Linked DNA regions of Homo sapiens: region 1 is linked to region 2. A link is an interaction called in ENCODE POLR2A ChIA-PET data of the cell type or tissue named here. Cell type or tissue: A673. All regions are shown on one strand. Each heading gives the region's core, and the rest is flanking DNA. Links, peaks and the distances in the headings are about the cores only.

The links. ChIA-PET counts read pairs that join two places held together with the same protein. Peaks named below come from ENCODE experiments on the same cell type or tissue, not always from the same donor. Only the 100,000 strongest peaks of a DNase experiment are listed, where the experiment ranks them.
Region 1: POLR2A ChIA-PET joins it to region 2 with 13 read pairs; 3 of 35 experiments call an interaction of 5 or more read pairs at or near these places.

The regions. Positions count from the first base shown.
Region 1 is chr7:1,607,272-1,622,130 of GRCh38, forward strand. It overlaps LOC105375303 (a long non-coding RNA gene), which reads left to right and starts at 12,324. Exons shown (of 2, transcript NR_165252.1): 1 at 12,324-12,853; 2 at 13,386-14,133. It also overlaps the pseudogene TFAMP1. RefSeq lists enhancers at 748-1,279, 1,280-1,812, 1,813-2,344. In A673, for the core only: no CTCF peak of the experiment used is centred there; no DNase peak of the experiment used is centred there; H3K27me3 peaks cover 380 bases.
Region 2 is chr7:1,661,714-1,676,572 of GRCh38, forward strand. ELFN1 (extracellular leucine rich repeat and fibronectin type III domain containing 1) reads left to right here and starts at 8,564. Exons shown (of 4, transcript NM_001128636.4): 1 at 8,564-8,641. RefSeq lists enhancers at 7,288-7,995, 7,996-8,702, 8,703-9,409, 9,410-10,116. In A673, for the core only: no CTCF peak of the experiment used is centred there; DNase peaks (open chromatin) are centred at 7,488 and 8,368; H3K4me3 peaks cover 470 bases; H3K27me3 peaks cover 1,942 bases.

The sequences.
Region 1 (14,859 bases), core at 8,221-10,720, 53 kb before region 2:
CTCTCCGCCCCCGTCACACACACACACACGCACATATACACTGTTGTTTGCTCCCTGCCACAGGTAACGTGGGTGACAGGCATAAATGGTGGTGTTCAGCCCCTTGCAGCTGGAACTGGAATGGGCTCCCGGGCCCCCGGCTGGGGCTGCCCCCATAAAGCATGTTGATTTCTGATCCGGAGGACAGAATGGCAAATCCATTGACCAAAATTTGCAGTTAACATTAAACCGACAGAACGGCTAATAATTCAGATGATATTAAAACTATCCAACTTTGTCTGAGTAAATTAGAAGAATAAAATGAGATTTATTAAGGTCAAAGTCAGCGCAATCTCACAAAAGAGAAGGAATCAGAAATAGAAAAGGAGGAAATTTGGAACAATGGCGGCATAGAGACAGCTGGGTGGTCACCCCTGATGATAAATTAAATCTTAATCATGATAACAAGGCCTCCAGTTGCACCTGGGGAGCTCAAAGCATCTCATAGCTTCCGCTGAGACATCCTGTCTCAGGGACTCCAGGCAACAGTGTGGGGGCGGGGGGCTCTTGGCCTTGTGTGGCCGCTGGTGGTGCTGGCCAGGGCCTGAGCTGGGCTGGGGCTGGGCAAGGGTTGGGCTGGGCAGGGGTTGGGCAGGGTTTGGACTGGGTCTGGGCGGGGCCTGGAGGAGCTCAACGATTTGCTCAAGGCCGCAGAGCCAGGAAGTGGCAGAACCAAGGCTTGGACCTGGAGCTGCTGAATTCTGGAGCCCCGAATTCTTCCAACTGTTCAGCAACTTTCTGTGAGCCCCTGTGTGTGCGAGGCGTGGAGGGTGCCACGATCAAGGCGGTTCCTTCCCCCAAGAGGTGTAGCCCAGGGGAGAGATCGAGAAGTCAGCATGCATTTATCCTGCAGCGATGAGTCCTCCCACAGGCGATCCGTGTGGCTCTGGGGGTGCAGAGTCCTACCACAGGCGATCCCGGGGGCTCCGGGGGTGCAGAGTCCTCCCACGGGGGATCCTGGGGGCCCCGGGGGTGCAGAGTCCTCCCATGGGGGATCCCGGGGGCTCCAGAGGTGCAGAGTCCTCCCACGGGGGATCCAGGGGGCTCTGGGGGTGCAGAGTCCTCCCACGGGGGATCCAGGGGTCTCTGGGGGTGCATGGGAGTCCTCATAATCTCCCCATCCTGGGGGCCCAGGGCAGGCTGGACAGGAGTGGCCAGGAGGGAGCTGGGCCTCGCAGGTGTGATGTGGTGGAAATGTTCCCGGCTGATGGAGCAGCATGTTCAAAGGCCAGCACCCCTGGGGAGCTGCAGGTCTTTCCGTCCAACAGGAACCTGTGTTCAGCTCGAGGGGGACAGTGGGCACCAATGCGACTGGAGAGCTGGAGACAGATGGGGCTTGGAAGTCACGCCAAGGGATCTGGATCTCACCTTGTGGGCACTGGGGAGCCTTGGAGAGGGGGATTACAGGCAGGGCCAGAGGGCAGACTTGGCCTTTAGACGATCTCAGTGACCACCCAATTCAGGGGCTGGATTGAAGGGGTTAATTCCTGCAGCGGGGAGGCTGATGTTTAGAGCATGTCCCTCAGGGCTTGTAGATGAGCGGAAAGAGCCCAACTCCAATAAGATGAAGTAAATAGCAGGGAATTTAGCGGCTCACAGAACTGGGAAACGCAGGCCTTCAGGTTTGGCTGGTCAAGGGTACCACTGAGATCTCCTCTCTGGGTCCCTCTCTTTCTGGGGATGGATTTCCTCCTTGCTGCTGGGGACAGTGGCCACCAGATGTTCTAAACGCCCATCCTCCCAGCATTGTGACCCAAAGGGTGACAGCAATCATTCTGTCTGGGAGAGAATTTCCAGGAAAGACCGAGTCATGTGCCCGAGCTGCTCGGCATGGCCCGGGGGTCAGCTGGTCTCGTGCTGGGGAGGGGTCGGCTCCATGACTGGCAGCTCGGCTCTGGCCACAGTGCACCAGGGATGCTGGGGCAGGTGATGGGCTGGCGTGCTTTGTGCAGCCACTGGTCCAGGCAGTGCATCGGGGATAGGCTTGGGCCTGCATAGGGGGCAGTGGGGAGACAGCTTGGTGAAGAACTTCCAGAGACATCTAGAAGGTCAAATAGACAGGATTTGGTGATTGACCAGATGTAGAAAGAAGGTGGGATCAAGAAATGCTTTCCAGGGCCGGGCGCGGTGGCTCACGCCTGTAATCCCAGCACTTTGAGAGGCCGAGACGGGCGGATCACCTGAGGTCAGGAGTTCGAGACCAGCCTGACCAACATGGTGAAATCCTGTCTCTACTAAAAATACAAAACTTAGCCGGGTGTGGTGGCGTGCACCTGTAATCCCAGCTATTCTGGAGGTTGAGGCAGGAGAACTGCTTGAGGTTTCAGTGAGCTGAGATTGTGCCACTGCACTCCAGGCAGGGCAACACAGAGAGACTCCATCTCAAAACAAAAAAAATAAAAGGAAAGAAAGAAAGAAAAAAAAGAAATGATTTCCAGGGTTCTGCTTTGATCAGCTGGTTAGGCAGTTGGTGTCATTCGCTGTGGTAGGAGACTGAGTAAGGGGAGCGGTTCCTGCAGGGCGTCTGGAGGTGCTGGCCTCCAAAGAGAGACATTTAGGGACCATCCATGGGGGTGGTTATTCGAGGTAAGGTCACAGGTGAGCTCCCCTAGGGAGGGGGAGTGAGTGAGAGGGCAAGAGAGCCTCAAAGTGAACCTCTAGGAGCCCCACAGTTGCGGGCTGGCTCAATCGGGGCTGAGAGAGAAGTCAAGGAGGCAGGAGGAGAAGCGGGGGGCTGGGGAGCTCCGGGAAGAGAGCTTCAAGGGGGAGAAGGTGGGCACCTGTGTCTCAGGTGCCACAGCGCAGCAGGCTTGGCTGGACCTTGGCTGAGTCTGCAGCCTGGCACTGTCTGCCTTCCCCGGCTCCCAGCATGACTTGCAGCTCCTCTTCCCACCACGCCGGCCTGGCACTGGGTCTCCCTTGTGGACCCCACGCACTGGGCTGTCACTGGACTCAGGTTGCCCTGGCTGGTCGTACAGAGCTTGCTGTGCCCAGCCTGGACACCCCCGGAGGTGGCGAGCAGCGGGCATCAGACCTCTCCCGCACCCTTTCGTCTTCCCATGAGTCTGACCACACAGTGCGGGCTGCCCACTCGTGAGCCCCCGGGGGAAGGGCTAACGTTATCTGCATTTTGCACGTGGGGAAAATGAGGCTGAGAAAGGGGTCAGGAGCTGAGGATGGAAAGAGCTAAGATGGGTCTCCAGGAAAGCAGGTTCCCATGCACCGGTCAGCACCCCCCTCCTGCTTCCTGCACCATTCATGAGACCCCTCCATAGGGCTGAGGCCCACCCAGCGAGGGAAACGCCGATGATGAGGGAGGGAGGGACCTCTCAGCGCCCAAGAATGTGACCAGCCTCCCAGGGCGGGGTATCTGCATGGGGACAGGCCTGGGGCCCCCCTGCAGGCCAGACAGAAGGAGCCACTGAGGGCCCAGCTGGCAGACCGCAGCCTGGGGGGTGGGGGCAGCGGGGCGGCGGGGGCAATGGCTCTGAGGGTGGGCGAGGACCAAGTGCCGCCAAGGAGCGATAATGATGGCTTGAGTCAAAGCCGCCCCGCGTCTCGCCCGCGCTGGCATCTCCAGCAGCACCGTGCCAATTAAAGATGAGTTGAGCATATCATTAGTTTCCCAATCGTCAAGAATCTCATTAGGGGAGTCTTAGATCCACCTGAGCAGCTCTGCCGATTGTCCACACTGGAGCTGCCGAGCTGGGGGCAGGGGGAGTTGCTGCGTGTTGATGAGTCGTAGCGGGGTTTTGCCAGGCAGGGCGCTGGATTGAACCGGCCCAGCAGTGCCCAGGGCCTAGGTCTCCTGGCTGACTGGTCAGTGGTCCTCAGCCTGTGTCTCCCTCCTCCAGTGGGGTGATGGGCTAGACTGGTCAGAAATCTACTGGGCGTCAGTTCGGATGCCACATTTCGACCAGACTTGGCTCAGGGGCCATCTCGTCTACCCCATCATTTTATAATGGGAGAAACAGAGGCCCACAGAGGTGGGGGAGCCCCTGGGATACACAGGGGCTGGAAGAGACCCATAGAGCTTGGTCTAATCCAACCCTAAAGCAGATCAGACTCCCATCTCTGTTGTCTCAGCTGAGTGACCATTTCACTTGTGCCTTTTTTTTATTTTGAGACCGAGTCTTGCTCTATTGCCAGGCTGGAGAGCAGTGGTGTGATCTCGGCTCACTGCAACCTCCGCCTCCTGGGTTCAAGCGATTCTCCTGCCTCAGCCTCCCGAGTATCCCAAGTAGCTGGGATTATTGGCATCCGCCACCATGCCTGGCTAATTTTTGTATTTTTAGCAGAGGTGGGGTTTTGCCATGTTGGCCAGGCTGGTCTTGAACTCCTGACCTCAAGCGATCCGCCTACCTCGGCCTCCCAAAGTGCTGGGATTACAGGCGTGAGCCACAATGCCCAGCTGCACCTCGTTTATAACAAAGAGGCCCCACCCTTCCCTTGGCCTCTTGTTCCATCTGTGCCCATCAGGGTCCTTTACTAATGAGTCACAGAGACCTGGCTCAAATTTGCTGAGGCAAGAAAGGAATTTCCTAGAAGTCAGGACTCTGTGGTTTTGCAACAGAAGGAAGGCTCAGAGATCCCAGGACGTCTCCAGCCTCATCCCTGCTGCTCTCAGCACATCTACCTCTGGCCGGGCAGCCTCTTCCTCCTGGGGGGTGGGGATGGGGTTACTGGGGGACAGAGAGCTCCAGAGCCACATGCCATGCCATCTGCCACCGGGCGGGATCTGCGCGTCTTTCTTTAGCCTCAGCTGGGAAAACCCCACGGAAGGACTGTGCATGGCCTGGCTTGGTCAGTTGCTCACCCTGAGTCCATACGGCAGCTTCCATTAGAACTGCCTGGCTGGGGTTTATTCATTCATCTCACGTTCACTAAGACTGGGCTGTGTGTCAGACATTGTTCTGTATCTATCTGGGAGAGGCAGACCATAAACAAGGGAACCAGTAATAAAGATAATTCAGATAGTGATAGGTGCTCTAAAGATGACGAGCAGGCATGCCTGTAATCCCAGCACTTTGGGAGGCTGAGGCGGGTGGATCACGAGGTCAAGAGTTCAAGACCAGTCTGGCCAACATGGTGAAACCCCATCTCTACTAAGAATACAAAAATTAGCCGGGCATGGTGGCATGTGCCTGTAATCCCAGCTACTCAGGAGGATGAGGCAGGAGAATCTCTTGAATCCGGGAGGCGGAGGTTGCAGTGAGCCGAGATCGCGCACCTGCACTCCAGCCTGAGCAACAGAGCAAGACTCCGTCTCGAAAAAGAAAAAAGAAAAGATTATGAGCGGGGTGCTTGAGGGGTGATATTAGCTAGGACGGTCAGTGAGGCCACAGGTAGTTGTGGAGGAAGAACGCTCCGGGCAGAGGGAACAGAGAGTGCAAAGGCCCTGGAGCAGGAACAGGTTTAGTGTGTATCAGAAAGGGGGCCAATGTGGGCTGGGTGCGGCGGCTCACACCTGTAATCCCAGAACTTTGGGAGGCCAAGGCGGTGGATTGCCTGAGCTCAGGAGTTCAACACCAGCCTGGGCTACGTGGTGAAACCCCATCTCTACTAAAATACAACACATTAGCCGGGCTTGGTGACACATGCCTGTAGTCGCAGCTACTCGGGAGGCTAAGGCACGAGAATTGCTTGAATTTGGGAGGCGGATGTTGCAGTGAGCTGAGATCAGGCCACTGCACTCCAGCCTGGGCCACAGAGCAGCAAAACTCTGTCTCAAAAAAAAAAAAAAAAAAAAGAAAAAAGAAAAAGAAAAAGAAAAGAAAGAAAGGTTGGCCCATGTGGCTGTTGGTGCATGATACATTTGAAGCCTGACATTTGAAGTGTCACACACACTTTGTGTGTGTGTGACAGGGTCTTTCTTTGTTACCCAATGTGGAGTGCAGTGGCGTGCTTGTAGATCACTGCAGCCTCAACCTCCTGGGCTGAAGTGATCCTCCTGCCTCAGCCTCCTGAGTAGCTGGGACCACAGGTGCATACCACCACACCCTGCTATTTTTTTTTTTTTTTTTATAGAGATGGGGTCTCACAGTTGCCCGGGCTGGTCTTGAACTCCTGAGCTCAAGTGATCCTCCTTCCTTGGCCTCCCAAAGTGCTGGGATTATAGGTGTGAGCCACTGTGCTTGGCCATCCCTATAAACTTTATACAGTTAATCAGAGGCTGGGCACGGTGGCTCACGCCTGTAATCCCAGCACTTAGGGAGGCCAAAGTGAGCAGATCACTTGAGGTCAGGAGTCCAAGACCAGCCTGTCCAACATGGTGAAACCCCATCTCTACTAAAAATGCAAAATTAGCTGTGCATGGTGGTGGGTGCCTGTAATCCCCGCTGCTAGGGAGGCCCAGGCAGGAGAATTGTTTGAACTTGGGAGGTGGAGGTTGCAGTGAGCCGAGATAGCGCCGTTGCACTCCAGCCTGGGCAACAAGAGTGAAACTCTGTCTCAAAATAATAATAATAATAATAATAATAATAATAATAATAATAATAGTAAAATAAATCAGGGAAGAAGAGGGGGAGCAATGAAAATACACCACGCTTGTGGCAAATTCACCGTCCATCGCTGGGTCCGTTTGCTCTCGGATCCACTTCCTCATAGCTGTTGGGTGCCTATTGTCCTAGAATCATGTAGAATCTAGATTATAGCTCCCTTTAACTACTCTACAGATAACAACTTGAACATCACCAAATGTTTTCACTTTGAGATATTCCTTCAGGTCTGCCCACCAATGAAACAACTGATGCCAGCTGACCCGAAGGACCCCACAAGGAACTGACTCACGAAAGAATGCCGTTTCTACACTCCTCTCACCCCAACCCATCAATGACCCCAGTTACCCAGCCCCTCACCCTCCATGATCCCCTTAAAAACCCCAGTTCAGGGCCAGGCGCGGTGGCTCACGCCTGTAATCCCAGCACGTTGGGAGGCCAAGGTGGGTGGATCACCTGAGGTCAGGAGTTCGAGACCAGCCTGGCCAACATGGCGAAACCCCGTCTCTACTAAAAATACAAAAATTAGCCTGGCATGGTGGCACGCGCCTGAAATCCCAGCTATTCGGGAGGCTGAGGCAGGAGAATCCCTTGAGTCTGGGAGGCGGAAGTTGCAGTGAGCCGAGATCGCGCCACTGCACTCCAGCCTGAATGACATAGTGTCTCGCGAGTGGCAGGCATGATAACAAACTCCGGAGGGTCACAGGCAGGTTCGAGTTGCCATTGCTGGGGTGGTTCTGTCGTGCCAGGAGGCTCTCCGAGACTGGTTCCTGGTCACTGCCTGGTCTGCTGGTGTGAAGCACGTGGGGTGTGCTGAGGGCCCTGGGAAGGTCCTGGCGGAGCTGTGTACCAGCTGTGGAAGTCGACCGCGCTTCCCCTTCAGTTTTATGTATTTATGGAAATGGTTTTCGCCTGTCTTGGCAAGTTATCCAAAGAAACCTGTAACTTCTTACCTTTGATTTTCTAAAGAACAACTACCCATATTTAAAGCTCAGAACCCAGATGCAAAAAATACAGAACTAATTAGAAGAATCGCTGAGCATTGGACGGAACTTCCCAATTCAGAGAAAAAAAATATATGAAGATGCTTATAGGGTGGACTGGCAGGCATACAAAGAAGAGATAAGCAGAATTCAAGAACAGCTAACTCCAAGTCAGATTATGTCTTTGGAAAAAGAAATCATGCAGGAACATTTAAAAAGGAAAGCTTTAATAAAAAAGAGAGTTAACACTGCTTGGAAAACCAAAATGATCTCGTTCAGCTTATAACATTTATGTAGCTGAAAGCTTCCAAGAAGCTAAGGATGGTTCACCGCAGGCAAAGCTGAAGACTGTAAATGAAAACTGGAAAAATCTGTCTGGTTCTCAAAAGAAAGTATATATTCAACTTGCTAAAGATGATAAAATTCATTATTATAATGAAATGAAGTCTTGGGAAGAACAAATGATTGAAGTTGGACGAAAGGATTTTCTACGTCGCAAAATAAAGCAACCACCTTTAAAAGATGGCACTGAGAAGTGTTAGAAGTTCACAATGGATAGGCACAAGAAACCAGCTGGGTCTCAACGCCTGAAGCTATCGTAAAATTAGAAAGGATAAAGTCGGTAAACCTTTTATATTCAATTTCTTTTTCTTCAGGTCATGGACTTCTGCCAGTGTAATACTTGCTTTGGAAAACCCAGATAAAGGTTTATGCAAAATGTATTTTGTGTTTAGGAACTACTGAGGATCAGAGTAATCCATGCAAATGTGAATCATTTTACCTTTGATAAAGGTAAATCAGACTATGAGGTTTTTTTTTACACAGGATCATGACTATGGAAAGAGTATTCTTGTTGCCCTATATTATGGAAGCAGGAGTTTCCTTTTCAAAATTGTTACAAATTGTAGAAGCCACAGTGTTCTGTGATACAATTGTGCATTTTTCAAAAAGCAGCCAGAATTCGTCTAGGTAAATTCCAGTTCCTAGGTATAATTAATATTATATTCAGAGTTGATGGTTATACACATAAGTGATGGCTGGTTTTAGTTGCAACTTTTTATAAAAGGGACTGAGAAATTTATAAACCTTTTTCTCACTTTTTTTCTAAAGTAAAAACTAATAAATTATGTACCAGATCTATGCATATTATTTTATGTTGCATAGGATAAACATTCTAATCTTTAACTTTACATTGCCTAATTATATATTTTAAGATGAAACATTTGTTTTACAGCTTTCCCCCTACCCTTTTTTTTTTTTTTCTGGAGACAGAGTCTCGCCCTGTCGCCCAGGCTGGAGTGCAGTGGTGTGATCTGGGCTCACTGCAACCTCCGCCTCCCAGGTTCCAGCCATTCTCCTGCCTCAGCCTGCCGGGTAGCTGGGACTAAGGCGTGCACCACCGTGCCTGGCTAATTTTTGTATTTTTCAGTAGAGACGGGGTTTCACCATATTGGCCAGGCTGGTCTCAAACTCCTGACCTCGTGATCCTCCTGCCTTGGCCTCCGAAAGTGCTGGGATTACAGGCATGAGCCACCATGCCTGGTGCCTTTCCCTTTTTTTAAGTAAGGAAATATATTTTTTTCTGAATTATTTTCTCTCATGCGAGTATATTGATCCAGAAAGAAAACTTGCATTGTATATATTTTAAAATGAGAAATCTAAAAAAAAGAGAAGTATCCAAAGTCTCTGGAATTTGAAACACTTTGCATAACGTATTAAAGCCTGTATAAGAGACAGCCAACTATGGCCTGTGGACCAAATCCAGCCTGCTGCCTGCTTTCTGTGTCCTGTGAGCTAGGAATTGTGTTTATAATTTTAAATGCTTTGTTTTTAAAGACTTTTATGATACATGAAAATTAACATGAATATTTAGTGTTCATAAATAAAGTTTATTGGAACACAACCAAAAAAAAAAAAAAAACCCAAAACACCCCAGTTCAGAACTCCTTGGGGAGATGGATTTGAGGGTCTCCTCCCATCTCCCTGCTTGGCTCCCAGCGATCCTGAAACTCTTTCTCTGCTGCAAACCCTGCTGCCTCCGCGCATTGGACTGTGACTGCATAACAGGCACTCGAACCTGTGGGCCCACATGCAGCTCTTCCCTCCTGAGTGTGACCTCGGGTGAGCCCTGCGTCCTTGAGGAGCCTCTGTTTCCTCATCTGTGAACTGGGGTCACACCTCCTGCCCTGCAGAGTTGCTGTGACAGTGATGACGTGTGGAGCACCAGCATGGTCTGCCAGCGTGTGGGGCCAGGACAGAACACTTCCCCATTGCTGCTCCCTTGGTGTTTGGGTTCCTGGTCCAGGGCACCTTCCTCCTCCCCCAGCCTGGACCAAGCCCACTCCTGTGTGTGCTTTCAAGTGGACAGGAGGCCCAGGGCAGGGAGGGCAGCCCACGCTTACTTTAAGAATTTCTGACCTCCAGAGACAAGGATGCCAGGACCTCCACTGGGGGCCACCATGGCAAACTTTCCCGCTTTCAGGACACCCCACATGGCCCCCGGGATCTGGCTTTGGGAAGGAAGATGGTGCCTGGATTGCGAAGGCCTTTCAATCTCATGCCCTGCGTCATGGGGTAAATTGTGTCTCCCTCAAATTCATACGCCAAAGTTCTCACCCCCAGGACCTCAGAATATGGCTGTATTTGGAGACAGAATCTTTTTATTTTTATTTTTATTTTTATTTTATTTTATTTTATTTTTTGGAGACAGGGTCTCACCCTGTCACCCAGGCTGGAGTGCAATGGCCCTATCAGGACTCACTGTAGCCTCCACCTCCTGGGCTCAAGCAATGCTCCTGCCTCAGCCTCCTAAGTAGCTGGGACCACAGGCATGCACCACCATGCCTGGCTAATTTTTAAAAATTCTTTTGTAGAGATGGGGTCTTACTATGTTGCCCAGGCTGGTTTTGAACTCCTGCCCTCAAGCAATCCTCCTGCCTCAGTCTCCCAAAGTGCTGGGATTACAGGCACGAGCCACGGTGTCTGGCCAGAGACACGGTCTTTAAAGAGATAATGGAGGGAAAATGAGGTCACTAGGGTGGGCTCTGATCCAATCTGACTGGAGTCCTTCTAAGAAGAGGAGATTAGGACACAGATGCTCACGGAAGGACAATCACGTGAGGACATGGGGAGAAGATGCTGTCTGGAAGCTGAGGAGGAGGCCTCAGGGGATCCAGCCCCACCCACACCTTGATGTTGGACTTCCAGCCTCCAGGATCGTGGGAAATAAACGTCTGTTGTTTCAGCCACCTGGTCTGTGAGAGTTTGTTATGGCGGCCCAAGCAAACTGACCCACCGAGGAATTTCGCTTTTGATCTTATGGGTGGTGGGGTCAGTGGGGGCTTTGAAGCCTTGGTCCCACACAGGGCTGGGGGCTCCTCGGCTGCAGGGTGGAGGGGGCACTCCACGGGGAGAGGCACAGGCTGGGAGACCAGTGTGTAGGAGTGTGTCTGTGTAGGGGTGTGTGTTTGTATGTAGGGATGTGTGTATGTAGGGGTGTGTGTGTGCGCCTGTGTAGATGTGTGTGTGTAGGGGTGTGTGTGTCTGTGTAGGTGTGTATGTAGGTGTGTGTGTATGTAGGGGTGTGTATGTAGGGTGTGTGTGTGTGCCTGTGTAGATGTATGTGTGTGTAGGGGTGTGTGTGTGTGTGTCTGTGTAGGTGTATATAGGTGTGTGTGTGTATGTAGGGGTGTGTGTGCCTCTGCAGGTGTGTGTGTGCCTGTGTGTGTGTGTATGTAGGGGGTATGTGTGTAGGGGTGTGTGTGTATGTAGGGGGTGTGTGTATGTAGGGGTGTGTGTAGGGGTGTGTGTATGTAGGGGTGTATGTGTGTAGGTGTGTGCGTGTAGGGGTGTGTGTACATGTAGGTGTGCATAGGTGTGCGTAGGTGTGTGTAGGTGTGTGTAGGGGTATGTGTGTGTAGGGTTGTGTATGTAGGGGGTGTAGGTGTGAGTGTATGTAGGGGGTGTGTGTTATGAGGGGTGTGTGTGTGTAGGTGTGTGTGTAGGTGTGTGGAGGGGTGTGTGTAGGTGTGTAGGGTGTGTGTACATGTAGGTGTGCATAGGTGTGCGTAGGTGTGTGTAGGTGTATGTGTGTATGTGTGTATAGGGTTGTGTGTGTATGTAGGGGGTGTAGGTGTGTGTGTATGTAGGGGTGTGTGTTATGTAGGGGTGTGTGTAGGTGTGTGTATAGGGGTGTGTGTAGGTGTGTGTATGTGGGGGGGTGTGTTATGTAGTGTGTGTAGGTGTGTGTAGGGGTGTGTGTAGGTGTATGTGTGTGTATGTGTGTGTGTAGGTGTGTGTGTATGTAGGGGTGTGTGTAGGGGTGTGTAGGGGTGTGTAGGGGTGTGTGTAGCTGTATGTGTGTGTAGGGGTGTGTGTAGGTGTGTGTGTATGTAGGGGTGTGTGTTATGTAGGGGTGTGTGGCGGTGTGTGTATAGGGGTGTGTAGGTGTGTGTAGGGGTGTGTGTAGGTGTGTGTAGGTGTGTGTGTATAGGGGTGTGTAGGTGTGTGTAGGGGTTGTGTGTAGGTGTATGTGTGTCGGGGTGTGTGTAGGTGTGTGTAGGTGTGTGTGTGTAGGGTGTATGTACATGTAGGTGTGTGTGTGAGTGTGGGTGGCGCGAGGGTTCTCCAGCCCCAAGTGCGTTGGTAAGAACGCGAGGAGGGGAGAAGGACAGCTGGAACCGTCTGAGCGGCGGGGGAGCCGGTGTGTGAAGCCGGCACCACGTTAGCGGAACCGAGTTATTGAAGGGCCCCACCTGGGTGGAGCCGTGAGTGTGAGCAGCTTCCGCTTCCCCCGGAAGCTGGCGTCGTGCAGGAACCCTCACCCGCCCGAGCGGGGCCCTGGGCCTCCGGGTCACTCTCTGTGGCGGGGTCTGGCTGCGCGTCAGACGGCCTCCTCCAATGCCCGCAGTTGCTGTCGCCCCCAGGCCTGGACCGGGGAGTGAGGGGTGGGCCTGACCGGCCCCTGAGCTCCCGTCAGCCCCCCACGCGAGCCCGTCCTGTGCTGGGGGCAGGGAGATGGGCCGGTGGGAGAGGAGACCGCATCCAGCCCTCCCTGGCCACCTGCAGGGTCCCCACCGTGGCGGCTGCTTTACTGCTAACTCCTCCCGGGGACCCCAAGTCCCCATCGCTCTCGGGGGTCCCCCTCATCCGAACCGCCTCGGAGGAGGGCCGCATCTCACGCGGAGCACCCCTCCACGCCTGTGACCCTGGACTTGCTCTCCCGCCCCCGCCCGGGCCTCAGGGCTCAGGAGGCCGTGATGAAGCCAGCAGGTGAACTGCACCCTGGAGCCTCCGACGGGGCGGCCACGGGCAGCGAAGAACCCGGAAAAACAGGTTCGAGGCAGACACAAGATCCAGGCCCCGGCAGGCTCCGTGTCTGCCGAAGGCTTCCTGGGTCATAGGCGACACCTTCCCGCCGTGCCCTCTTGTGGGAAAGGGGTGAGGGAGCCCTCTGGGGCTCCTTTTATTTATTTTTAATTTTTTAATTTTTTAATTTTTTGAAGTGGAGTTTTGCTCCTGTTGCCCAGGCTGGAGTGCGGTGGCGCAACGTCGGCTCACCGCAAGCTCCGCCTCCCGGGTTCAAGGGATTCTCCTGCCTCGGCCTCCCGGTGGCTGGGATTACAGGCGCCTGCAACTACACCCAGCTAATTTTTTGTATTTTTAGTAGAGATGGGGTTTCACCATGTTGACCAGGCTGGTCTCAAACTCCTGACCTCAGGTGATCCGCTTGCCTTGGCCTCCCAAAATGCTGGGGGTCACAGGCGTGAGCCACCTCACCCGGCCGTGAAATTTGTATTTTTAAACTTTGTATAAATGGTATTTTGCTGTCCGTGACATTCAGCAACTTGCTCTTCTCACCCCACAGTACCCTTCTGAGGTTAATCCGCGTTGATAGAAGCAGGTGTGGTTCATCTGGAATCTGTTGGTGTGAACTGCGCGGCGGCGTCCCCCACCAGGCACCACAGGTGATTCATTCGTTTCCCTGAAAAGGCGCCTGGATGCTGTTTCTAGCTCCCGTTATCCCCAGCGATGCTGCACCTGCCCCAGGACACACGCTAGGGTGGAACCGCCGGGCATGGAGCAGGTGTGGTCTCAACCGCAGGAGAAACAGCCGGGTAGCCTCCAAAGGGACGTGCCACTTGGCGCTCCTGCAAGGGGAGAGGCACTGAGGCTCTCGGTCCTCACCAGCACGTCCTTGTGCCACACTCAGGCCCGGCGGGTGGTGTGGGGGCCGCATCTCATGGAGGTCTCCGTCCACGTTGCCCCCATTGTGACCGCAGCGGGCGCCTCTTGGTAGCAGCCACCGGCCTCTTCTGGGACTCGCCGGAGGGTTTCCACGTCGCCCGCTCCGACGGGGCTGTTCATCTCCCCTTGATCTGTGGGACTCCCCGTCCGTCTCAGGTATGACCCCTTTGTTGGTGATCTGGGTTGCAGATATCCCCTCTGTGTCTGTGGCTTGTCTCGCTGCGTTGTTTATGGTGCGCTTTTGTCATGCAGACGTTTCTAATTTTGCTCTGTCTGGACTTGGCAATCTTTCTGTTCGTGATTTGTGCTTTTGGTGTTTATGTACAAACTCTTTCCCGGTCCAGAAAGCATAAAAAAGTTTGCTTTGTGCGCTGAGGTCTCTAATCCATGTCACAGGAATTTGTGGCGGGTTGGGGCAGAGGCTTTGCTTAGCGTTTTCCATCAGGTGAGCCCATTTCCCCAGATTGACTGCACAGCCCGTGCTCCGCAGGGTCCCACACTGGCCTCTCTGAGAGGCTGTGTTGCTAGACCTCCATCTACTCAAAGCTTCCGGGTGATGAATGGGGAGATTTGAGTTTCTGGAAGCCAAGGGGAGGGGCACAGGATTGCAGGAGCAGAGAGAGGTGAGGAGGGCCTGGGGTGACAGGTGGCTGCCCCACTCATAGGTGGCCAGATCCCGGGGAAGGGGTGGCAGGTGGGGAACTCCTGGGGGGTGCAGTGGGAATAATACAACAAACCAAGACTCAAGACCAGCCTGGGCAGCACGGCGAGGCCTGTCTACTAAAAATACAAGCATTAGCCCGGTGTGGTGACGCAAGCCTGTCATCCCAGCACTCTGGGAGGCCAAGGTGGGAGAGGGGGGTCACCTGAGGTCAGCCTGGGCAACAGGGCGGAACTCCGTCTTTACTAAAAATTCAAAAATTAACCGGGCGTGGTGGCAGGTGCCTGTAATCCCAGCACTTGGGGAGGCTGAAGTGGGCGGATCACTTGAGGTCAGGAATTCGAGACCAGCCTGGCCGACACGGTGGAACCCCATCTCTACTAAAAATACAAGAATTAGCAGGGTGCAGTGGCTGACGCCTGTAATCCCAGCA
Region 2 (14,859 bases), core at 6,856-9,355:
GAGTGAAAAATCACATCAGTACAGTTTCAGCATGCACTTTTGTCACTAGGAGTGAGCATAGGCACTTTCTCATTTGTTTAAACATCCTTTTGATTTCCTTTTCTGTTCATTACCTCTGTCTATTTTTTTTTTTTTTTGGCCTCTTGGCTATTTTTCTTATTGATTTGTAAGAGCTCTTTATATAGGGGGAACTGGCTCTTTGCCTGAGATAGAAATTGGACACATCATTTAATCTATGGCTTCGGGGTTTTATGGGCATTTGTTGTTCTTGCTGTGAAGTTCTGGGGACAGGAAGAGATTGTCACCATTCTTCTCTGGTTACCATTTCCTTAGGATGGGTCCGGGGGTCGGGGGGAATTCTCTCCCCACTCCTTCGCGGTTAATCCCAGCTGCTCTATCCCTCCCCTGCTTCCCCCAAACACACTCAGGCAACTGGGTCATTCACTTCCAGCCAGGCCATCCTCAGCAGAGAGAGGGCGCAGGAACCACCTGCAGGGGGGCAAAGGTATCAAAGCCACCAGATGAGTCCTCACTTATCCTGGAAGTGGGTGTGGTCATGTGGGGCTGGAGTGGGGCACTGAGGCCTGGAGGTGAGTCAGTCTGTCCTGCTCTCTCAAGCTCACACTCTGTTGGATGAAACTGACACATCAAGTCAGGGCGTCCAGGGACACAGGCTCAGGGCAGTGGCAGGGTGGAGGGGAGGGGGTGTGCTTCCAACCACCTAAGGAAAGCCCTGAGGCCCCACAGCCCCAGGCCCCTACGGCTCTTACTGACCAGCCTCTTCCCCAAAGGGTAGCTGGGTGGGTCATGAGATGGTGGTTGATTTGTTTCCATAAAAATGAGAATCTTACTGGCAGTTTAGCTCTTTTTTTGTTTTTGAGACAGTCTTGCTCTGTTGCCCATGCTGGAGTGCAGTGGTGCGATCATAGCTCACTGCAACCTCCACTTCCTGGGCTCAAGTGATCCTCCTACCTCAGCCTCCTGAATAGCTGGGACCATAGGCACACACCACCACACCCAGCTAATTTTTTATTTTTTGTAGACAGGGTCTCACTATGTTGCCCAGGCAGGTCTTAAACTGGGCCGTTTTCTTCTGAACGAGGACGTTTTGTACATCAGAAGGACCTGCTAAGCCCTGGATCTAGCAACGGTGCCCAGGTGGGTGGGGGTGCACCCACCATCCCTAGCTCTGTCCTAGGTCCTGGCCCAGCTGACTCATCTCTGGAAAGACAGGCTGTCTGATGGACCGGGCCATCGCTGCTGCGTCTGGGCTGCTGCCGGGCAGTGGCAGCACCTCAGAAAGGAGGCCTGAGCGAGCACGTGTGTGTGGAGCGACTGTGCGTGAACGCATGTGCATATGCAGATGGGAACATGCTTAGTACAGCTGCCTTCAAGTTTGACCATCTGGATTCAAACCCTGGCTTGGCCATTTCCAGTTTATGGTGACCCTGGCCAAGGTACTTGATCTCTGGACCCCTCGATGTTACCCTCTGGGAACTGGAGATCTTCACAGCTGGTTCACTTCTAGGGTTGCTGTGAGGACTAAATGACTTCATGCCAGCCACCAGCCATTAGGAACCTCCATCACAGGAAGGATCGTCATAGTGCCACACCAGTGTGCGTGCCTGCGTGTGAGGGTTACACTGGGTGGGGCGGGGTGTGTGCGATTCGGGGGTGTGTGAAGCAGGATGCCTTTGCAACTCTCTGCACAACCACAGTGTGAGCTATGGGGTGGGGGGGGTTCCAGCCTTCCTGTCCCAGTGAGGCTGCGGCATCTTCCTGTGGGACACCGGCTTGCGGCGGGGAGCTGGGGTGGGTATCCACACGCATCTTCCCTGGATGTGCTGTAAGGTGTCTACACCACACAGGCTGCCTCTGGGTACCTCTGTCTGCTGGGGGAGGGGGATCAGGAGGAGATGAATGTCAGAGAGAAAGAGACCAAGACGGAGAAAGAAAAGGAGAGAGGAGAGGCGGAAAGGGAGAGGGGAGAAGAGGAGGAAGAGGAAGAGGGAAAGAGACAGAAAAGGAGGGTGGAGGGAGAGAGAGAGAGGAAGAGGGAGAGAGAGAACAAACATATTCTCTGACAGAGGCAAACAGAGGCGGGGAGAGAGAGCTCCAGAAGAGGCCAGAGACAGCCAGCCTTCCTCCCACCTCCTCTCTTCGGGTCTGTCCTGGGGTGGCCCATTCCCAGCCTGAGGGGGGACAGCAGCCCGAGGCCAGCCAGGCCCCGCGGGGGCCCTGCCTTCTCACGGGACAGGAGGGCATATTTCAGCATTGGAAGGCGCTGCAGAGGGAGTCAGTCAGGGCTGAAATTCCTCAGCGCCCTGGAAGGTCCGCGGGACAGCTCCCTTCTCCCAGCTTCCTCCAAGGAGCCAGGTCCGGGACTCTCCAGGCCCCTCGAGTAGGGGAGGGGGGAAGTGAGAGAAAGGGGCTGTGTGCGCACCTAGGCCACTGCGCGCTTCAGAGCAGCCGGGACCCTCCCTGAGGGACCAGGAAGAGACCCCCCCCAGGCCGGGCTCGGCCCGCTCTGTCTCCCTGTTCCCTGGAGGTCTGGGCGCCCCCGCGCAGGGACTAAGGGCTGGACAGCCGCAGGCAGGGGCTCCGTCCTTGGCCTCCACCCTTCGTGTCCAGCAATCCCGGGAGCAGGCGGCGGCACTTCCTCCATGCCCCGGCCTCAATCACGGTCTCAGTCCCCCCAACCCCGTCCTGCAGGAACAAGTGTGGTAGAGGCTCGGGGTCGGAGGGCGGGCGGCCGTCCCGCGGGCTGGACGGAGTTTCTGGGCTGCGGAGAGGCCGTTGGACCCACGTCCGGACAGGAGCCCCGCGCGCCCATCCCCGGCCCGGCCATCCTCGGGGCGCGCTGTCTGCGGCCTCCCGCGCCACCCCCACCCCTGTCCCGGGACCTCCTCCGGGAAAGACACCCGGGGAGCAGCCCCCTCCCCTCCAGTAGTCCCCTCCCCTCCCCTCTCCCTGCCCTCTTGACGGTGTGGGGCTCCCCGGCCGGAGGGGCGCGGCGCTGGCAGCGGGGTCCAGAGTGTCGCGCCCAGCGCGCGCTGGGGGTCCCGGGCTCCGCAGCTCCGCACGCGGCCGGTTTGTGAAGCGGCGCGCGGGGGCTTAGCCGGGCGAGGGCGCTCTTGAGCCTGGTTTGGAATTTTTAGCCCACACGAAAGCCGCAGGCTGGGGAAGGGGCGGGTGGGAGCGGGAGACGCCCTGGGAAGCCGTGAGACCGCTCGGCGAGGGCTCGGGACCACCAGGGAGCGACGGGGGACCCCTCGGCTCAGAGCCCGAGGGCGCGATTTCGGATCCGCTGGGATTCCGGAGGCACATGAAGGGAGAGGGAAATCCGCTAAACCGAACCTTCCGGGAATCGGAAGGCGCCGGGCCGCTCCCACGCCTCCCCCTCCTCCCGGCCGAAAGGCGGGGGGCGACGCGCAACGGGGAGGGAAGGGAGGGAGGGGTCGGCGACCTTAGGGGAGGGCGAGTCTCTGGGGACGCGGGGCCGCCAGGGGCCCGACGACCCTCTCGCTCCACCTCCCCGCCCCCAAGTGCCCCGCTCTCCCCCCGCCCCGCAAACGCGCGTCCTGCGGGCTGTGCTTTGGCCCTCGCGGACGCGCGCGCTCACAGAGGGTCTGACTTGGGGTCAACTTCCACGAGGTTGCCGGGCGCCTGTGAGCACAGCCGTGTCCCCACCCAGGGGCCCACCTCCCAGCGCCACCAGGGTCCCGACCCCCAGACCTTCGGACGCTTCTCTTCCAAACCGAAGCCTGGGAGCCTCTGGGTGGCCTGGGGCGGGGGCAGGGGGCGAGCGGGGCGGGCCAGGAGGAGGGGGCGAGGCCGCCACTCGGCTTCCCACGCCGCCCCCGCGGCTGGCTCCAACTTCCCCTCCGGAGCCCCCCTCCGGCCACCCCCCAGCCCACCGACGTGCGGGCAGCGACCCCGCCCCCCGCCCCTCCGGTCGCCCCCGCCGCGGCCCCCGCCCCCTCCCCATCCCTCCCCGCGCGCTCTCCCACATGAAACCTTCCATCACGCTCAGAAAGAATGTGCTACAACCTCGGCGCTGCCGCGGCCGCCACCACTGCGCCCGCGCCCGAGCCCGAGTCGGAGCCGGAGCCGCCGCTCCCCCGCCTGCCCGGCCAGCCCCGGGCTCCGAGCGCGCGGTCCCCGCCGCCGCCGCCCCGCGCTCGCCCCGCGCTTGACGCAGTGAGCGCCGCAGCCTGGCTCCCGCCGGCTCCGCTGGGCTCCGGGTCGCAGGCCGAGTCCAGCCGGGCGGGCTCCGGGAGGGGCCGGCAGGGCGGGAGGGGGAGGAGGGCTGTCTGGAGCCAGCGAGCCCGGAGGAGGAAGAGGAGGAGGAAGGAGGGGAAGCCGCCGCCGCCGCCGCCGCGCTCGGGGAACCGGGGTGCGCGCGCTCTGCTCGCCCGCGACAGTGCCTCCAGCCCGGGGCCCGCACCCCGGCCCAGGTAAGAAGGGGCCTGAGGGGCAGGGGGCTGTCCGGGGCCGGGGGACCCCTCTGTCGCCGCTGCGGGATCGGAGGGTCCCCGCCCCTAGGGGAGGCAGGGAAGAGGATGCTCTCTGGGGGGGGCGGCGGGGGGCAGCGCAGGGTCCCCAGCGGCTCTCGCAGCCCGGGCCACCCCATCCCTGGTGCCCTGACCTCGGCGTCCGCGCCAGGGCCGAGTCTCCCCGCCCGCGGGGCTCTGGATGCGGCGCTCGGGGCCCGCGGCTCCCGGGCGTCCCCATCCACCCACCCAGGTTCGGAGGCGGGCGCACCCGAAGTTAGCGGCCGCCGAGCCTGGGCCGGACAAACTTCCCTCCCCGACGCCGCGGCTGGAAGGGCCAGGACTCCGGACCCCTAGGGCTAGGGAGGCGCCGCGGGGACCCCGAAACTTTCCGGAGCGCGCTGAGAGCAAAAAGCCGGCTGGGCAGAAAGAGGGGGAGGGGGCTGGGCGCGCCTTCGAGTGCGCTGGGGTAGCCGCGGCGCCCCAAGTTGAACCACAGACGAACCCCTCTTCATCTGAAACCTGGTCTCGGAGTCGGAGGTGGGGAGGGAGTGGGCTGTGGGTGCCTCGACTTCGCAAAGCCGGCGTGGGGGGGCGCAGCGCCCCGCCCCGCGCCGCTTGAACCTCCGGAGGGGGTGTTACGGGACCCCCGCCCCCACCCCAGCCGGTGGCTGGGCTCTGCCGACCGCTGCGGAGCTCCCGGGAAGGACCCGCTCGCGGCTATTAATAGGCGTCGGTGACCCTAGCCTCTCCCGGTCCGGGAAGCTGGCGCGGCGGGGCTGGGCTGGGCTGGGCTGCCGAGTGGGGCGGGACCCCGGGGCCCAGAGCGGACCCCCAGCTCTCCTGGTCCCTCTTCCGCCGCTCTTCCCTCCCTGCCGCCTGCTTTCCTCCCATTTTCCCTCTTCGATCTCGGGGTGTCGGCCCCCCCCCGAACTTTTTCTCTTCCCAAACTGCACGGTGGCCACCCGGTCACGGCCCTGGGCCGTACCCGCGCAATCTCAGCACCATTCCCGACCGAGTCCTCCGCCGCGGGCTGAGCGCGAGTCCCCGGGGCCAGGCTGCCCAGGGAGGAGCAGGGACTTCCTACAATCCGCGCCCTTCCTCCCAACCCACGGCGAGCGCAACACATTCGCCCGCCCCTGCGGCCCCATCTGAGGGCGGGGAGAGGTCGCTGGGGGCAGCTTCGGGGGTTGTGGAGGGCAGGGGGGACCCGCGAAGCTCCTGGAGCGTTTAGGGATGCAGCTCGGGCGGCGTGTGCAGGGAGGAAGCAGCGTCCCGGCGTCCCCCCTTCAGCGTCGCCTTCGCGCGCCTCGAGGGCCCAGGAGGGTTCGGTCTCCCCCACCCCACCTGGACACTCAGGTCTGAGCCTGAGTGGATTTGAGGATCTGGGGGACGGGGAATACGGAGTCCTTCTTCCTGCCTCGGTGTCTGCAGAGCCCAGCCCTCAGGCAGCGTGGGGATCTTTGTCCCCAGGGCCAGCGCCGGCCCCGCCCCCCGCCCCGTTAACTCCGGGACTCCGCCGCCCTCCAGGTTCCAACCTCCCAGCTTCACCGCCGCGTCCTCTCCCCGGTTCTGGGTCTGGGGGAGGGGCAGGGGGCGTGGAGCGCGGCGTTGGGCCCCGGACAGATGTCCTCGCGGCGGCGGCGCCGGCGTCCGGGTAACAGCAGGCCGCCAATCGGCGCGGCCACGGGGGAGGGGCGACCCGGCCGGGACTCCGGGGACTCGGTCGCAGCCGGACGGCGCAGCCTCCGCTCGGGGTGGGGGGGGGGGGCGGCCGCGAGGACTCGACCCCTGCCGTGCAGCCCGGCCTCCAGTCCTCTGCCGTCCCCTCCCCCAGCTCCAGGTTTCGCTCTCTGCTGGGGTCCTGGCTCCTCAGGTTGCGGGATCTCGCCTCCCACGGCCCCGCGCGCGTACCCCTACCCGCCCCTCAAGTTGACCTCTGAGGTTCTCCGTGGATCTCAGACCCCGAGTGACCGCAGAACTGACCTCTGGGGTCAGGCAGTACCGGTCAAGGGCGCTCTGAAGAGGCCCTCGGCCTCAGTTTGCACCCCGAGGAAATGGACTCATCATGCCTGCTCCTGGGAAGTAGCAGGACGTCCTGGCGCGGCTCCTCCGGGCAGGCGCCCAGCACAGCGCAGGGCACACGGGGGACACCTGCGAAGGCAAAGGAGGCTCATTCCAGAGCTTCGGCTGCACTTGGCCAGCACAGGCCTGGGGGAACCTGCTGGAAATGGGGATCCAGTACCTCTCTTGGGGTTTATGTTTGGCAGGCGGAGTGGATAGGCTGGGGCCCGGAGCCCGGTGGTCATCTTCTGCACAAGGCTGGCCAGGCCAGAAGCTGGAGGGTAGCTTACTGGGACCTTCCAAGCGTGACCAAGGAAGCTCTGGGGGCCGACCAGCTTCTCCCTAGTGGAGCTGCAGCTGGGGAGACCTCACAGACAGGCAGGGAGGAGAGGGTGCCCCGCTCACCGCCGGCCTCGTTCCACAGGCCCAGGCCTGGCACATCCCAGGCTTGCAGTATCTATCTGGTGGGTAAACAAGGACCTGCTCTTGGCCTGCGGCCTGGCTCTGACCGTGGTCCAGGTCGGGGCAGAGGGAGAAAGGCCACAGCTTAGGTGTTCCAAACCACCGGTGCCCTTCCTGCCGGCCCCTGGGGCTGTGCTGGGTTTCCAGGGCCCCTGCCCCCCAGTATTTGCATGAAATCGTGGGGGCGCACTGGCTTTCGTCCTAGCACTCCCCTTCAAGGCTCTGCACCCCTATCACGGGAGCCCCACCCAGCCAGCCGAAGGAGGCCACAAGCTCTAAATTACTAAATTCGGGCCAGTGCTGGGGGCCTGGGAGCCAAGGCAGCTCAGAGCCCACTCTCCGATTCTGGCTCCTGGAGAACCCTAGGACCCGGGCGTGTCAGGCCCTGCAGCCGGGCTAGGCCGGTCCATACAGGACTGAACGGCGTCGTGGGCGTTCATTCACATTCCCTCTCCGGTCCCCACACACTATAGGATTTATCTTGATTTGCTGCCTTTGAATTGAGTCAACTCTTTTGTATGCTCGTTGAATTGCCCAGCTGCTGGCGGCGAGCGGAGAGCGTGCCGGGGGTACTGAGGCCGGGAACCAGAGGCGGGCGGGGGACAGGAAGCGGGGAGGGGGCGCCGGCGGGGACGCGCGGGCTGCGCGGGGACTGGAGAGGGTCCCCAGGCGCCGGCCGTTCTGCGAACGCGGGCTTGTCCAGGCACCGCCGGGGCCTGCCCGGCCCGAGCGTGGAGTCCCGAGGCTCCTGCCGGGGGTCCAGGCTGCCCCTGGGGCTCTGCCTTCGACGCGCTGTGTAGGGCCAGATTCTGGGCCTCTCTTGACTCAGTTTCCCTTCCTGTAACATGCGGACGGGGGCTTCCGCACAGGCAGGTTGTCAGGGTGAAACTGAGCCGAAGAGTGCTCCAGAACCCCCTGAAGTCCTCACAGAGGTTGGGGTGAATGAAGGAAGGAAGCGGGGCCAGGGCTGGGCAGAGGAGGCCCGGCCTGCGCCCTGCGTTCTCCGCCCCTAGGTCCCTGCCCTCCCGGATAAGGGGCGGACCGACGGGAGGACCTGAGAACGCCTTGGCTTTGCTTGAGGTGGTGGGAGTCGCGGGTAGCTTGTTCAGCCAACAGCTGTCGCCCCCACTCCCCCCACCCACCCACCCACCCCCTCCACCTTTTAGATGTGGGCGGGGAGGGCCGGGGACGGACCGCGAGGACGCCCCCTGCGCTTTCTAGGACCTCCCCTCCTTCCCCAGCCCCTGCGCGTCGCCGGGAGAGGGAAGGAGCGGGTTGCCGCGGGGAGCCGAGGAGAGCAGGGGGCTCGGGAGGCCAGGGAGAGAAGGGGAGGGCCAGAGGCTCCGAGCCGGACTCGCGGCGGAGGAAGAGGGGGTGGAAGGGAGCGCGCAGGCGGGCGAGGGAGCGAGGGAGGGAGAGAAGGAGGGAGGGAGGGAGGGAAGGGGGGCGGGAGGGGGCAGGGCGAGCTTGAATTCCCCCCCGGCCGCGCGGCGAGGGGCGGGGCCGCGCGCGCAGATCGATGGGCGAAGCTGGGGAGGAATTTCAATCCCGGGAGCGAAGTTAGAGCTTGAAGGACGGCGGCGGCTGCGGGCGCAGCCCCGGAACCGAGGCCGGGCGGGCAGGTAAGCGGCGAGCGCGGCCGGGCGCTGAACCTGGGGGACTTGGGACCCGGACCACCCCCGGGGAGCGGCGCGGCCAAGCCCCCCGCCACCTCGAACCCCGGGCGTCCCCGAGTGCGCAGCGTGCGCCCCCAGCCCCTGCTGCGCCCCCAGGCCTGGCGCGCGATCCGAGCGCAGCGGGCAAAGTTGGAGGAACTTGGCGGCGGCGGAGCGGGCGCAGGCTCAGCCCGACAAAGCCCGGGGGCCCGGGTCGGGGTCGCTGCCGCAGCCCGCACGCTGCCCCGTGCCTCCGAGAGGTCCCTTCCCCAGCGCCTCTCTCCCTTCCGTCCCCCTTCGCCGTCCGCACCCTGCCCGGCGCCCCCCAGACGCGGCCCCCTGCCCTTCCCTTCCCGGAAATTAGGGGGCTGTCCTCACCTCCTGGCCGAGTCGCTGACCCCTCCCCAGGCTCGCATCGCCCTCCCTGCTGGGCCGCCCTCCCCCCGACGCTGCGAGCCTCCTCGCTCCGCGCGGGGACCGTCCAGTCACGCACGGGGAGGGGTCACATTCCTCGGTCCCAGCCCCTGAGTCCAACCACTGGCGGGGGGGTGGGGTGGGGGGCTTCGCTCCGAACTGAACTTACTGGGTGCTTTCCACCCCTCGCCCCACCTGGAGTCCATCCTCGTCCTCGTCCCTCTGGGGGCTGGGAGGAGGCTGCCAAGCCTCCGTGCCCCAACCTGCCTCTAAAGACAAGCGCCCCCATTTCCATCCTTTGAAACCTGCAGGTCACCTGCTTGATGCTGAGGGTGGGGCGGGGGGCACTGCCTGCCGTACCGCACACCGCCCCCCCCCCCATAAAAACGACACCCTCTGAGATGAAAATCCGGCTTTTCCAGGTCTCAGCTGTGTGACCTTGGGGCAGGTGAATCTCAGAGCCTCAGTTTCCACACCTGTGAAATGGGGCTAGGATGATCATGCCTTCTGAAAAAAACGAAGGCTTAGCAGAAAGGGTCGAGGCCGGCCGAGCCAGGTGTGCACGTCCTCAAAAAGCCTCCGTGCCAGCACTTTCCCTTCCTGCACACCCGGAGTGGGGCCTCTTTGGACCCTGGCTTGGGCTGGCTGCCTCTGCCGCTCATTCCCTCGATTGGGCTAAGGGCTGTGCGGAGAGCCTGGGGACAGAAGCTGTGGAGGGACCGGGAGCCAGGAGCAGATGTAAATGGCAAATCTCCCCATATTGCCTCTCTCAGGGGCTGCCCCCTAGAGAGGCCCCCAGCCTCCAAAGAGGTCCAGCTTGCACCCAGCCTTGGGGGAAACCCCATTGGGTTGGGCATAGGTTGCTTGAAAAGCATCAACATGCTCCTCTTCTCTGCCTGGCTGGCCCCCTGGCCTCCTGCCCCCTGGGTCCCTGCCCCTGCCACCTTTTAATTGAACAAGCATTGAGAAGACTGGCTTACAGGTCCCAGCCCAGGTTTGCGCCCCACTCCACCAAAGCAGGGGGACAAACTCCAGGGGGCCGTGTGTGGGAGGGGGTCACCCCCTCACCTGGATTTGAGGGGGTTTGGAGCCCAGCCAGGACCCCAGCACTTGGGTCCCTCATTTTCCTGGGCATACGGTGGTCAGGGAGTTCTGATCCCCACCCCTAGTGGGCAGAAGACCTGGGGGTCTCCAAGTCAGAGATTGGGGGCCATGCCCCTCCCCCTGTCCTACAGCCAGCTGTGCAGCCCCCTCCTCCTCGGCCGCAGCAGGACTGCTGTGTGCGTATAATTCAGGATGATACAGCAGGCTCGGCAGGCAGCTCCCGACTCCCAGAAAAGCCAGTGGGCACCTGAACCAGAGCCACACTCCTGAGGCCTGGTAAGTCTGGGGTAAGGGTGCAGGGATGTGGTGGGCACCTGCACCCAGGACCAGAGGAGGGGAGGGAGGGCGGCGTCCCTTCCCCACCATGCCCCAGGACTGCCACTGGAAAGCACTGATTTTTCAAAGTGTCTTTGGAGGCAGGCTCCCCACACCTGGGCCAGGGAGAGGCTGCTGCTCCTCCACCTCCCTACCACGGTCCCCACCAAGAAACAGGTGTCCGGGGTCCCAGCAAGCGCCCAGGGCCAGAGCCTGGAGTAGTTGCCTGTCTCGGACCCCGGCATTTGAATATTTTCACCCTAAATGTATACTTGTAGGCTTCACCTGCTCTCCAGGAGAGAAAAATTAATGGGACTAAAATATGACCACAGTGCCTGAGATCAATGGGGTAAAATCGGAGTGGCTGCCTGGGTCCCATGTTGGTGACTTTCTCTATCTGTTTCCAACACACACGCATCAGCTCTAGATTTTGATAGAATTTTCTAAGCACTCAGGAAAGCCTCCTTCTAAGGTCCCCCTGAGGTCAGAGCCCCCACCCCAGGATCCCTTCCCCCCCGACAAGCCAATTCCCCATTTTGGTAGGGGACTGTGTTTCTCCGTGCCAGACTCAGACACCATCGCATTGGAGGAAATTTATGAGCAGAGGTGCATGGACTTGGGGTGTTCATATATCTTCACAAGAAAGAAACAGGCAGGCCCTCGAGATGCCCGGGTGGGTGGTGCATAAATACACGAGGGGGCCGGTGGCGGGGCGGGGGGCAGGATTAAAAATGCAAGTGAGTGACAGGCGAGAGATAGATAGATCTCCAGGGCTGGGTGATGAGGCCATAAATTTCCAGGCGTGAACCTGGAGCGGATGGTGGCACCGCCGCGGACATTGGATACATTTGTCATCTCTCCAGCGCCCCCCCCCGCTCTTTCCTTTTTGTTTTTGTTGTGGATTTGGTTTCTTCCAGCACAAGCTCAGGTGTCAAGTGGCCTTGGGTGGGTGTTTGTGGGGGTGGCTGGTGGTGGAGCCACTGCAGTGGACGATGGCGCCATCCATTCCAGCACCAGCTGTACAGATGGGGAGACTGAGGCCCGGATTGGGGTGGGGCCGGAGAGGGTGGTGGAGGGGTCCTATGTCTGGCGTCTGTGTCCTGTTGTGTTGGTTCAGGTCAGGGGATTCCAGCAGGGTGGGAGGCCTTGGTCGTTGGGGGCTGCTGCCTCCCTTCACCCCTGTGCACCCTGAGCCAGTCAGTGGCACCGACAGTAAACAGGAAGCAGGGTGGCAGCTATGGGCACTCGAGCCCAGCACCGTGCCCCCCCTCCCCGCCCCCTGCCCCGGATGTCCCTTTCCCAAGGCTGGTGGATTGAGACCTGGTTCTGTCCCACCTCTTCCAGCCTCCTGGGGAGGGAGGGCGGGAGGTGAGAGACCACCCTGGGAGCGCTGATGGCAGACAAGGGCCAACTGTGTGCCCTACCTGGAGCCTGGGACAAAGCCCAGAGGAGCCTGGCTGCCTTGGAGCTGGCATCCCCAGATGGAAAGACAATGGTCTCACAAATAAATGTGCCTCCTTTCCCTCGGAGATCAGCCGGTCCAGCCCCTGAAGATGGTCCAGCCGGTCCATTTTCCAGAAGGGTCCAGCATCGCCCGAGGTCACACAGCAAGTAAGCTGGAGCTGTGGCTGGACCAGGCCTCCACACCTGTAGAGCTGTCCTGGGGCAGCTGGGGTCTTGGTCTTGGAGAAGAGCTGGAACCCAGGCTGAGGCAGGAGGGGGTCCAGCAGGGCTTGAGGGACCTTCAGAGGGGAGGCAGAGAGGACGACTACTCCGCTCCCTGCTCCAGGCCACGGGGGTACACAGGAGCTGGTGGGGAAACTGAGTCAGGCGGCGAGGACCACTGCTCTGCTCCCTGCTCCGGGCCGTGAGGGGTGCACAGGAGCCAGTGGGGAAACTGAGTCAGGCAGAGAGGACCACTCCTCTGCTCCCTGCTCTGGGCCATGAGGGGTGCCCAGGAGCCGGTGGGGAAACTGAGGCAGAGAGGACCACTCCTCCGCTCCCTGCTCCGGGCCATGGGGGTGCACAGGAGCCAGTGGGGAAACTGAGCCATGGAGGCTGGTCCACACAGCTCTTCCCCACCCACATGGCTAGGACTCCTGGGGCTGTTCTGTGGTGGGAGACCCTGGAGTCTCAGGATCTCGGTTACTCAGCCCCGGTTGCCTCCCTTCTGCCCAGCAGTTAGTTCCTCAGGACTCACGGCTTCCAGGCTCCCCTCGCCTGTGAGCCGGACCCAAGCTCCTCTTTGGGGCTGAGGAGGAGGGGTCTAGCTGGCCCCTATAGGGTGGGCAGAGTTTAGATAACCCCACAGGAAGAGGCAGGCATCCAGGCAGGAGAGGCAGCGGAAGGGAAGGTGTGAGGCCCCCAGAGCAGTGAGGGGGGTGGGGAGAGGGGCCATGACAGTGGACGGTGACCCCCCCGCCCTCGACGTCTGCCCTAATGTCTTCCTCTGCCAGTTCCAGGACAGACTCGGGCAGCCACAGTGGGAGAGACTGGTGGAAGGGACAGGGCCTTGCCTCCCTGTGTGTTGTGCCCAGTGCCCCCACATGAGGCTGGGGTATATTGGAAAACTGCACTCTGGGCTTCCGAGGGAGGGATGGGGACAGAGGAGGCACAGCCGGGCGGGAAACATCCTTCGGCCCGGGCCAGCCCAGCCATCACCAGGTCCACTGTGTTTGCTAGAGCCCCCAATTCAATCTCTGAATTTTAAAGATAGGGACACTGAGGCGCAGACAGGGCAGTGGCCGCAAGCCACTGAGGCTTGCAGGCAGTGGTATCTGGGCTCAGCCCTGCTCCCATGCTGGGCTCCCCACACCTCATATCCGGGCTCAGCTGGGAGAGTGCCCTGGCCTTACCGACGGGGACCCGGCAGCCCACGGCGTGGAGGTGAACCAGCTTGTCTGGGAAGCCACATTCCACCCCTGTGCACCCCCAGGCCCTCTGTGGCCCACTACCCCCTCTAGGACCCCACCCCACAGAAGCGCATCTCTCTGCTGTCCGCCCCACTCCAGTGGTAACTTCTGTCAGAGGGCTTGTCACAGAGTGCTGACCGCGCTGAGAGCTTCTCACCAGCGCTGGACATGTGGCCAGGTGGCGGCCGAGGGCTCGGGGGCGGGGGTCTGTCCACGTGACAGGTGCACACCCCGGCATTGCTGCCCTGACATTTGGAGGCTGTTGGGTTGGGTCCAGGCGGAATCCTTCCTGGGATGGAAACCCCGGGAGATGATTGACAGCCTGGAGGCTCCCCCGTGTTTACCGACAGATCCGAGTCTTATTTTCAGCAGGATCAAACTCAGGCACCTCTTAGTCATTAACTCTCTCTAGTTTAATAAACACAGATACAAACACAGCCAGCCATGTGCCCGCCCCACATGGATGAGAATCCCGCCCGGCTTCCTGGGGCCGAGGAGCGGGGTCTGGAAATGGGGGGGCCGTCGGGGGGCTCCCCAGACCCTCGGCCGGTGCGCAGGAGGCCCTGCAGGGAGAGGGCTTTGCAGAGCACACAGTGAGGCGTCGCTGGCCCGGAGGGACGAGTCAAGGACAGCTGTGTGCCTTCACAGTCCCGCGCTGTCGAGACACAGCCCGAAGTAGTGGCTGGGAAGGTGTCCCGGAGATACCCACAGCACAGCTGCCCCGCCAGGGCTGCATGAAGGGTTGGCCAGCGCTTGGCTCCCTCACTGCCATCTCGACCTCCACGGCCTCCCTAGAAGCCCAAGGGGCTGGGGACCCTCAGGATGTGTCTCCTGGGCGTGGACTCTGGGCTGTGCTGTGGCTCCTGCCTGGCCCCCGCACTGGTCAGAGTGCTGACCGAGGGAGGCTGCCTGGGAGGGGGACTGGGATGCTTCCCGGACATGTCTGGAAAGGTGGCAGCTGGTTCCTAGACCAGATCCCAAGGGAGATGGCATTAGCCAAGTGCCTACCTCTGCCTAAAGGGTGCTGGTAGTGGCTCCAGGGCACCCTGGAGAGGAACCCCCAGTCTGTTGTCTCCCTGCCTGAGGGGAGCCTGCACTGAGGCCTCTGCCCTCCTCACTGACAGACTGCCCCTGTGTCTGTTTGCCCCGTGGAAGCTGTGGAAGGGCCCGGCCTCTGCCCTCTTCACTGAGGGACCACCCCTGCATCTATCTGTCCTGTGGAATGGTGGAAGGGCTTGGCTGCAGATCATGGGGTGGCCCGGGCTGGGGAGCCTCTGGTGTTCGGCGTGACCTGAGGTGGGTCCCTTCCCTTCCCGGAGCCTCGGCCTCTCCTCCGTCATGTGAGGACGGGGGTGGATGGATGGCTGTGGGGAGTGTAAATGGCTGACACCAGTTCTGGAAAGGGCAGAGCCGCCACTGCTGGCAGAATCCCCCGCCCTT